Linked DNA regions of Homo sapiens: region 2 is linked to region 1. Evidence: read pairs that join two places in POLR2A ChIA-PET (ENCODE). Cell type or tissue: CD4-positive, alpha-beta T cell. All regions are shown on one strand. Each heading gives the region's core, and the rest is flanking DNA. Links, peaks and the distances in the headings are about the cores only.

Region 1 (5,367 bases), core at 103-5,102:
TAGGTGATGATCTTTTTGCAATGAATTTCTCAGGTGTTCTTTGAGCTTCTTGTATTTGGATGTCTAGGTCTCTAGCAAGGCCAGGGGAGTTTTACTCAATTATTCCCTCAAATATGTTTTCAAAACTTTTAGATTTCTCTTCTTCTCAGGAACACTAATTATTCTTAGGTTTGGTCATTTAACATAATCCCAAACTTCTTGGAGGCTTTGTTCTTTTTTAAAAATTCTTTGTTTTTGTCTTTGTTGGATTGGGTTAATTCAAAAGCCTTGTCTTCAAGCTGTGAAGTTTTTTCTTCTGCTTGTTTGATTCTATTGCTGAGACTTTCCAGTGCATTTTGCAATTCTCTAAGTGTGCCCTTCATTTCCAGAAGTTGTGATAGTATTTTTTTAATTCATGTTATCTATTTCACTGGAGATTTTTCCATTCATACCCTGTATCATGTTTTCGATTTCTTTAAGTTGGATTTCCCCTTTCTCTGGTGCCTCCTTGATTAGCTTAAGAGTCGACCTTCTGAATTCTTTTTCTGGCAATTCAGAGATTTCGTCTTGGTTTGGATCCATTGCTGGTGAGCTAGTGTAATCTTTTGCAGATGTTAAAGAACCTTGTTTCGTCATATTACCAGAATTGTTTTCCTGGTTCTTTCTCATTTGGGTAGACTATGTCAGAGGGAAGATCTGGGACTCAAGGGCTGCTGTTGAGATTCTTTTGTCCCACAGGGGTGCTCCCTGGATGTGGTGCTCTCCCCTTTCCCCCAGGGATAGGGCGTTCTGATAGCCAAACTGTAGTGATTGTTCTTTATCTTCTGGATCTAGCCACCCAGTAGAGCTACCAGACTCTGGACTGGTACTGGGGAGTGTCTTCAAGGAGTCCTGGGATGTGATCTGTCTTCAGGTCTCTCAGCTGCGGATACCAGTACCTGCTCCAGTGGAGGTAGCAGGGGAGTGAAGTGGACTTGGTGAGGGTCCTTGGTTGTATTTTTGTTAGGTGCACTGCTTTTGTGTTGGTTGGCCTCCAGCCGGGAGGTGGTACTTTCAAGAGCCCATCAGCAGTGGTAGGATCAGGTGGTGGATAGGGCCACAGAGCTCCCAAGAAACTATGTCCTTTGTCTTCAGAGTTCCTCAGCTGTCCCATGGAGCCTGCAGCGGCAATCCACCTCCTTCAAAGGAGTCTGTGGATTCTCTCAGCTTTCCTGGTATATTCCTGCAGTAGTTCTTGGAGCAAAAGTTCATGATGTGGGTCTCCACATGCTTCTCTGTCCATCCAAGCGAGAGCTGCAAGTTAGTCCTGCCTCCTATCCGCCATCTCCCCACAATTGTGGTTCTTTTTTTTTTTTTTTTTTTCTCCTGAGACGGAGTCTCTCTCTGTTGCCAGGCTGGAGTGCAGTGGCAAAATCTTGGCTCACTGCAACCTCCACTCCTGGGTTCCAGCGATTCTTCTGCCTCAGCCTCCCGAGTAGCTGGGATTACAGACATGTGCCACCATGCCAGGCTACTTTTGTATTTTTAGTAGACATGGCATTTCACCATGTTGGCCAGGCTGGTCTTGAACTCCTGACCTCTGGTGATCCACCCGCCTCGGCCTCCCAAAGTGCTGGGATTACAGGCGTAAGCCACCACGCCCGTCCAACTGTAGTTCTAAATCACCATCATGTTCCAAAGAAAGACTGACCAACGGGACTTGAATGCTGTAGAACAGTCTTCATTGCCTGAACTTTGAATTGTTCGGTTTTGATCCGTTTGGTTCACCGAGCCTCCTGTTAAGGAGTGTGCTTCAGTTTCTTGTATCATCCTCCCAAAAGCCGTCAGAACAGTCTCTCTGATACGCTGTCCCCTCAAGTGTCTTAAATGCTTGTATGCAGCCATCCTTAGTACATCAAATGGTCTCATCACAGTTAGAGGAACAAAACATGAAGAAAACATCATCATCCAACTAACTTGACACGGTGAATATGAATTTCACACTGAGACCAAACAAATCCATTATGATGGTGACAGAAAGTGACGCCAGTGCCCAAGGTTTCAGTCAATCTCTCAAAATTGAGAGGCTGCCTAAAAGAGGCAAAGGTTAAATTAACTTAAATTTGGCCTAAAGCTGCCTCAGCATATGGCAAACCCTAACCTGCCTTAATCTGTAAATAAACTGCAGCCTGGGAGTATACTCAAGCTGCAGTTTGTTTACAGATTAAGTCAGGTTAGGGTTTGCTATAGTCACAGGACTCTTTGGAAGAAGTCACTGAGTCTCGGCCCATCAGAGCAGCTGAGCTTTCAGCCAGTCACAGGCTGCAAACTACTCAGGCAGGTTCAAAGAAGGCAAGCACCCAGTTGTAGCCAATCAGACGATTTCTGTGTCACTTCCTTTTTCTGTCCATAAATACTGCCTGCCCAAGTTGCTGGATGGAGCTCTCTGAGCCTCTACTGGTTCGGGGTGCTGCCTGATTTAGGAATCATTTCATTGCTCAAATAAACTCTGCTAAATTGAATTCATCTAAAGTGTTTCTTTTCTATTTTTCTTTTCTTTTTCTTTTTTTTTTTTTTTTTTGAGACAGAATCTCGCTCTTGCCCAGGCTGGAGTGCAGTGGCACCATCTCGGCTCACTGCAACCTCTACCTCCCGGGTTCAAGTGACTCTCCTGCCTCAGCCTCCCAAGTAGCTGGGATTACAGGCATGTGCTACCACACCTGGCTAATTTGTGTGTTTTTAGTGGAGACTGGGTTTCACCATGTTGGCCAGGCTGCTAAGTAGCTTCAGGGACGAGAAGGTGTAAGGATGTGAAAAGCACCTGGTACTGTACCTGGCACAGCAGGTACTCCAGGAGGGCTGAGGGTGTGCACATCCCTGACTGGGCCTCACACCATCACAGGCCAGACCTTGTTCAGCTCTGCGTCAGCACCTACCCCCCCACTCCCCTGCCGCCTCTTCAGTGTGATGGGAAAGTCCCCACCCTTGGGGTCCTGAGTCTTCTGCTGTTCCCGCCAGCTCTGGGCTGGGTGGGGCAGCTCATCTTTCCAGCTTCACCCCCTGTCAGAGGCCGGGAGGAGGGGCAGTGCAGGCTGGGGGCTCAGAGACAGGGCTACTGGGCCAGAGCCATTCTGAGCTACTTGGTGGGCCCCAGTATCACCGCCGATAGAACCCCACCCTCCACAGGCTCACTGAGGGCAGCTGGCCACTCCTGACCCTGGGCTGGGCACATCAGGGGTGCCCCTGAGTGGAGAGGTGGCACTGTAGGGCATCACAGTGTTGGGGGTTCGCACATAAGAGCCCATGTCATCGGGGAGAGGGTGGCACTTTGGGGAGGGGTGTTCTCAGGGCCGTAGCAGGGGCCTTTAGGGCTGCCAGCATGGTTTAGGGGACCCACAAGTGTGGAATTAAGGCCAAGGTCCACTCCCAAGGATGGAGAAGTGGAAGGGGGAGGGAGTGGTCCTCTGGGTCCTCGGCTGGGCAGGCGGCTGAAGGCCTGGTGAGACCCCTTCAGAACCCACTTGAGGCCAGGTGGGACGGGGAGTTCTGGGTCCCAGTGGGGCGAGTCCCTCATTCACTCCTGCCAAGGCAGCCCAGTCCTGCCACGGCCATGGGAGAGGCCTGGGGAGTCGAGGTGGGAGCAGCCCTCAAGTGTCTCCTGGGGTCCCCTCTCCCAGGAGGCCTCCCAGGCTCATCTGTTCTCTTGTTCCTTCCTGCTCTGGTCGTGAGGGGCTTTGCTGTCACGCAGGTCACCTTGCACCCTCATGTCTCAGTGTCCAGCGCTGGCTGGGGAAGGGCTGGCTGCCTCTCCTGACCCTGGGCTGGGGTGATAGGTGGGGACCCCTTGGGGTGACGTGGGAACCTCACCACTGTTGAAGGCCACAGCTTCCCCTTCCCAAGCCCCACATGGGCTTCCCCTTCCAGATCTCAGTGTGTTCCTGAAGGTCACGTGGCTGGCAGGGGGTGGTGGTGGGGGTGGGGGGTGACAGGAGAGGGGGTGTTTTGGAGGGAGGCGGGTGGGGCACGCTGTTGTGTACAAACACCCACCTCCCACGGCACAGGGGCCGGAAGTGGCCCCAGAATAGAATGTGCTGCTTTCAAGTTCCAAATTGGGCTCTGGGGGTGAGAGCAGGCGACTCTGGATGTAAAAATAGAAAAGCCAGTGCGTGCGTGGGTCCTGGGTCCTCCACCCACAGGCCTGGTATTACAAAATAGAGCTTCCTAATGGGACCTGCCTGACACTCTCGTTTTATGTAGAAAATTGACTCAAGCAAACCTCAGAGGACAGAGCCAGCAGCTGACCTGGGCTAGAGGTGTGGCAGCCAGGCAGGCAGGGCAGGCCCTCCTGGGGAGTGCTGGTGGCCTGGGGGCGCTGGCTGGCCCTTGACCTGGCGTGAACTCTGGCTCTATTTCCCTCACTCTGCCCTCTAGCGCTGTGCCCCTGCCAGGAGAGTCCTCCCAGGTTGTGGGAGCCCAGCTCAGTCCTACTGTCCCCAAAGAGCCTTCGCCGACTTCGTCAGCCTTTACCAGCTCTCAGGCTGGCCAGGAAGCCAGGCCTGTCCCAGGCACGAGGGGCAGTGGGCAAGCTGGCTGTGGGCCCCACCCTCCACAGGCTCACTGAGGGCAGCTGGCCAGAAGCCCACAGGCTGGGGCCACCCACTGAGGATGTTTTCTGAGCAGGGCCCCGTGTTGGACCATCCTGGGGACCAGAGCCACTGGAAGAGCCCTGACCTCAAGGCGCCCCAGCCTAGGGGGTGGGATGGGGTGGTGAGGAAGGCTAGTTCTGGGCAGTGTGGTGGGATGTAGGTGCACATCTGGGCATGACTGTGGGGGTCTGGGGAGGTCCCCTGGGGTAATGCTACTGAGCTGGCTTTCCCGGGATGACGCTGGAGGGCAGTGGAGGCAGAGGGGAGGCCAGTGTGCAGGGCACTCTGGCGTGGGGTCTGGCTGAGACCTGAGCGGGCCTCCATGCTTCCACCCCTCAACCAGCACACACGTCCTACCATCCCACCCAACCTCCACTGCTCCCCCTCCAGCCCCAGGCTGCTCCTTTCCCCTTCATTCGGTAAAGGAGAAAATATTCCCCATCCCACCCAGGGCAAGGCGTGAGGCAGCCAGGCCTGGCCTGGGATGCAGAGATGGCCCAGAGCCTGGGAGGGGCCACTCCTGTCCAGCCTGCCCTCCCTGCCAGAGTGCCTGCCACCAGCCCAGCCTCCTGGGAGAGATGCCAGCCCCCAGCCCTGTCCTCAGAGCCAGACTGATGCCTGCGTGTGAGGCCCAGCCTGCCTCCTCAAACTCCTCTTCCCATGAGCCACAATCCTCCCCCACACCCCCTCTGCCCCTCCCTCCAGTGCTGGGCTGTGTGGCCAGGGGACTGGACTGTGTGGCAGGATGACTCCACACAGCCTC
Region 2 (5,367 bases), core at 89-5,088, 61 kb before region 1:
GCCTGGGACCTTAGAGAGCAGCGTGAGCTCTGTGCCCATGCTGCAAGAACCTGTGGAAGCTGTGCAGTGGTTTGGATTGGATTTCTTCCTTGAATGGCTTGGAGCAGGAATGTGGTTGATGTTCTTGAGCATTCTATTCCAGCTGCTGTGTCCAGAAGGGGCTGGGGGACAGGGTCACACATGCACTAATGGAAACAGGATTAGTGATTGTCAGAGTTAGGAGGGGACAGCAGAGGCAGAAGGTAACATCACAAACTCAGGGCTTGACCAGCTAGGGACAGGGAAAGAGAATTTGGATTCTGGGAGATGACACAGTCAGCCCTTCCAGTTTAGGGGAGTGAGGGGATCAGTCTCATAGAGGCTGCAAGGCAAGAACGCTGTTGGGCATTCACGAATGTTTGTGGTTGAATAAACAAGCCACAGTTTAAGCAACCATAATTAAACCTAATGGATGGGTGACAGTAATAACCATTTTCAGGTTTCATTCAAGTTTAGAGACAAATAAGTAAGTAAGTAAGAGACAGGGTTTTGCCACATTGCCCAGGCTGGTCTGGAACTCTGGAGCTCAGAGGATTCTCAAACCTTCCAGAGTGCTGGGATTGCAGGAATGAGCCACCACACCTGGTCCAGTGTTTCAATTTTGCTTACAAAAGTATACTTTAGGCCGGGCGCAGTGGCTCGCACCTGTAATCCCAGCACTTTGGGAGGCCAAGGCAGGAGGATCACGAGGTCAGGAGATCGAGACCATCCTGGCTAACACGGTGAAACCCCACCTCTACTAAAAATACAAAAAAATTAGCCGGGTGTGGTGGCAGGTGCCTGTAGTCCCAGCTAGTCAGGAGGCTGAGGCAGGAGAATGGCGTGAATCCAGGAGGCGGAAGTTGCAGTGAGCCAACATCACGCCACTGCACTCCAGCCTGGGCAACAGAGCGAGACTCTGTCTCAAACCAAAAAACAGTATCCTTTAGGCCAGGCACGGTGGCTCATGCCTGTAATCCCACTTTGGGAGGCCAAGGCGGGTGGATCATGAGGTCAGGAGTTCAAGACCATTCTGGCCAAAGATGTTGAAACCCCCTCTCTACTGAAAATACAAAAATTAGCAAGATGTGGTGGTGGGTGCCTGTAATCCCAGCTGCTCGGGAGGCTGAGGCAGAGATTTGCTTGAACCCAGGAGGCGGAGGTTGCAGTGAGTTGAGATCGTGCCACTGCACTCCAGCCTGGGCAACAGAGCAAGACTCCGTCTCAAAAAAAAAAAAAGTTTGAAGTAAAAAAGACTAATTTAGAATTTAAAATTTGATTTTAGGAAGTATGTCAGATATCAAAGGTTTAAAACACTTGATATCAAAATAAGATCATCACAAAAGAAGTTATTCATTTAACCAAACTAATAATTCAAAGGTTTCAAAAAGCAAAAACCTTTATGTTTTGATAGGAGACTCTGGTTTTGGAGGGTTGGGGTTTCTGGGTTTTTTGTTTGTTTGTTTTGTTTTGTTTTTTTGAGACAGGGTCTCACTCCATTGTCCAGGCAGTGGTGCAATCACGGCTCACTGCAGCCTTGACCACCAGGCCCAGGTGATCTTTCCACCTCAGCCTCCTGGGTAGCTGGGACCACAGGCGTGCTCCACCACCCGCTGCCTGAGACTCAGTTTTCTCAACAGTCAGAAGACATAATGAAAATGGCATGAGGCCAACAGAATGTCTTTTTTTTTTTTTTCAGCTTACTCAAAAGATAATTGACAAAGTATTTTATTATCTCTTATTAATACTACATGAAATCTTATTGAAAAGAGAAAACCAGTTGCATCAGTGTATTACTATTAATTGTAGTAAAATCTTTTAAACAGATCCATCTAATTTCAATCAGCTTTGACCACACAGGATTTCCATAAATCTTTTATAACCTCTTAGAATTTTCCCATTCACTTCCTTTTCCCAACTTTCTATATTCATTTATTTTCTTTTCCATCTGTTTTTCAACTTAAGACCACTTTTAAATAACCTCTAAACTAGTCAAAATCACTTTTTCCTTTGACAAAACCACATCCTCATGTTTTTCTTATAACCTTCCTTACCAAAACACATCTTACTTTTTCTTATGTATTTTATATGTAGAACTGTTTTCCTGCTTATCTCTACTTTGAGTTACCATGTTAGTCAGAATTTTAGCTTTTAGTAACCTTAAATTATAGTGAAAACTTAAGAAATAAGCAATTATTAATATTTTGTTTATCTGAAATAAGCCAGGCACAGCGTTCACACCTTGTAATCCCAGCTCTTTGGGAGGCTGAGGTGGAGGATCACTTGAGCCCAGGAGTTTGAGGTGTGAGCTGCGATTGTGCCGCTGCACTCCAGCTTGGGAGATAGAGTGAGACCCTGTCTCAAAAACCAAACAGAGGATAAAGAATTTAAGCTTTCCAGTCAATGAAGCTTTACATTATTGGCAGAAATCATGTCAACAAACAGAAAAGCGGGCTGAGAAAGTGCATATCGTTATCAAGGGTTACGGAAGAGAGGAATTCAGTCAACTGAGAAGGTTTTTTTATTATGAATTTTTTAACTTTTTGAGATGGAGTTTTGCTCTTGTCACCCAGACTGGAGTGCAATTGGTGCAATCTCGGCTCACTGCAACCTCCGCCTTCCAGATTCAAGTGATTCTCCTGCCTCAGCTTCCTGAGTAGCCTCTATTACAGGCACCCACCACCATGCCCAGCTAATTTTTTTGTGTTTTTAGTAGAGACAGAGTTTCACCATGTTGGCCAGGCTGGCCTCTAACTCCTGAGCTCAGGTAATCCACCTACCTCCGCCTCCCAAAGTGCTGGGATTACAGGCGTGAGCCACCACACCTGGCCCTGTCTCTATTTTTTAATTAAATTAAAAACTATATATATATGTATGTATATACACACACATATATATGGTGCTTGCCTGGGCAACACAGCAAGACGTCATCTCTACAAAAAGTAAAATCAGCTGGGCATGGTGGCACACTACTGTAGTAGTTCCAGCTACCTGGGAAGCTCAGGTTGGGGAGGGTCGCTTGAGCCCAGGAGGTCGAGGTTGCAGTGAGCTGTGATCGTACCACTGCACTCCAGCCTGGGCAACAGAGTAAGACCCTGTCTCCAAAAAAAAAAAAAAAAAAAAAAAAAAGTAATCACACCAGAGAGGCAGTGAAATGTGAGAGCGGGTACATCCTACCCCTTCCCCCACCTCAAGCTGAGTAATCCACCTGCTGTATTGTATAGACTCTAGATAGAGTGTGGCCAAAGTAGCTGTAAATTAACCTCTTAATGTTGTCATAGGGATAACTCATATCCTGTAGTTCAACAGTTTATAGCCAATCACTATCAATATAATTTCTGTAAAGCAATGAGAATTCTTGACAACTTTTTTTTTTTTTTTAAGGCAATAGTCTTGCTCTGTCACCCAGGCCGGAGTGCAGTGGTATGATCTTGGCTCACTGGACCCTTGACCTCCCAGGCTCACTTGATCCTCCCACCTCAGCCTCCTGACTAGCTGGGACTACAGGCGTGGGCCACCAATCTCAGCTAATTTTTATTTTTATTTTTATTTTATTATTATTATTTTTTGAGATGGAGTCTCGCTCTGGCGCCCAGGCTGGAGTGCAGTGGCGCGATTTCGGCTCACTGCAAGCTCCGCCTCCCAAGTTCACGCCATTCTCCTGCCTCAGGCTCCTGAGTAGCTGCGACTACAGGCGCCCGCCACCACGCCTGGCAATTTTTTTTGTATTTTTAGTAGAGACGGGGTTTCACCGTGTTAGCCAGGATGGTCTCGATCTCCCGACCTCGTGATCCGCCCATCTCAGCCTCCCAAAGTACTGGGATTACAGGCGTGAGCCACCACGCCCAGCCTCAGCTAATTTTTAAAATGTTTAGTAGAGACAGTTCTCATTATGTTGTCCAGGGTGGTCTCAAACTCCTGGATTCAAGTGATCTATCTGCCTCGGCCTTCCAAACGTTGGGATTAGAGGCGTGAGCCACCAAGCCTGGCCCTGATAAACAACTTTTGTAATCACCTCCTCTCCTAATTTGTTCTTTTTTTCTTAAAAACTTGAGTTGTTCTTTCTAACCCCCTTCCCTTTCTAAAGAGGCAAGAGATTTGGGTTTCAGGGAAAAAAAAGGGAAACTGCCTTCTCTGGCCTTGCTTCACAGCATGGGATCCGGGTCCCGGTACTGGCAGTTTGGCTCCGTTCCTCCTGTGGCTTCTTTTTTTTTGGCCTAAATTACACAGCATGCTTTTAAAATTGCTGCTTCCTACTGTTTGTAATTCAGACCTTTTTTCCTCCTTAAATTTGTGACCAAGGCCAGGTACAGTGGCTCATGCCTGTAATCCCAATACTTTGGGAAGCCGAGGCGGGTGGATCACTTGAGGGTCAGGGGTTTGAGACCATCCTGGCCGACATGGTGAAACCCCACCTTTACTAAAAATACCAAAAAAAAAAAAAAAAAAAAAAAAAGCCGGGTGTGGTGGTGCACATCTGTAGTCCCAGCTACTCTGGAGTCTGAGGCAGGAGAATCTCTTGAACCCAGGAAGAGGAGGTTGTAGTGAGCCCAGATCGTGCCATTACACTCCAGCCTGGGCAACAAGAGCAAAACTCCGTCCCAAAAAAAAAAAAAAAAAAAATTGTGACCAGCCGGGCGCAGTGGCTCCTGCCTGTAATCCCACTACTTTGGGAGGCCAAAGCGGGCGGATCACGAGGTCAAGAGATAGAGACCATTCTGGCCAACATGGTGAAACCCCGTTTCTACTAAAAGTACAAAAATTAGCTGGGCGTGGTGGTGCTCGCCTGTAGTCCTAGCTACTCTGGAGGCTGAGGCAGGAGAATCGCTTGAACCCCGGAGGCGGAGGTTGCAATGAGCCGAGATCGCGTCACTGCACTCCAGCCTGGCAACAGCAAGACTCCGTCTCAAAAAAAAAAAAATTGTGACCAATTGCTGTTAGTTTTAAACTGGTGCATGAAGGTGAGTTCTCTCCCTGGCCCTCAAGAGATTTGGAAGTTTGTTTTAGAGAGTGCTCTCAGTCACTTAAGGATGTAAATCTTACTTACTTATTTATTTATTATTTTTTGAGACACAGTCTCTCACTCTGTCATCCAGGGAATTAGCAGCATTCCCGCTGAGACTGGATTTGAAACAAAGTTACAGTTCCTTAGAGCCACTACAGATTTCTTTCCTCAATGGATACCTTTAGCTTAGGATAACCACTAATAGGAATTAATTTGAATTTACTTGAAATTATTTATGACTCTTGACCATTTGGGATACCCATTTGTCATCTTTTCTACTAAAGGAAACTAAAATATTGCTCTCTCAAATACTGGGTATTGTTGAGCTGAAGACAGAGTGCAGG

The links. Peaks named below come from ENCODE experiments on the same cell type or tissue, not always from the same donor. Only the 100,000 strongest peaks of a DNase experiment are listed, where the experiment ranks them.
Region 2: POLR2A ChIA-PET joins it to region 1 with 5 read pairs; 4 of 35 experiments call an interaction of 5 or more read pairs at or near these places.

The regions. Positions count from the first base shown.
Region 1 is chr4:2,783,448-2,788,814 of GRCh38, forward strand. No RefSeq gene overlaps it. Among named protein-coding and RNA genes, the nearest start is that of SH3BP2, 7.0 kb to the right of the region's middle. RefSeq lists enhancers at 2,412-2,461, 2,822-3,031, 3,165-3,799, 4,002-4,311, 4,435-5,069 and 1 more. In CD4-positive, alpha-beta T cell, for the core only: no CTCF peak of the experiment used is centred there; DNase peaks (open chromatin) are centred at 2,324, 2,894 and 3,974; H3K27ac peaks cover 2,521 bases.
Region 2 is chr4:2,722,330-2,727,696 of GRCh38, forward strand. All of the region lies in intron 20 of FAM193A (family with sequence similarity 193 member A), which reads left to right. Among named protein-coding and RNA genes, the nearest start is that of TNIP2, 31 kb to the right of the region's middle. In CD4-positive, alpha-beta T cell, for the core only: no CTCF peak of the experiment used is centred there; no DNase peak of the experiment used is centred there.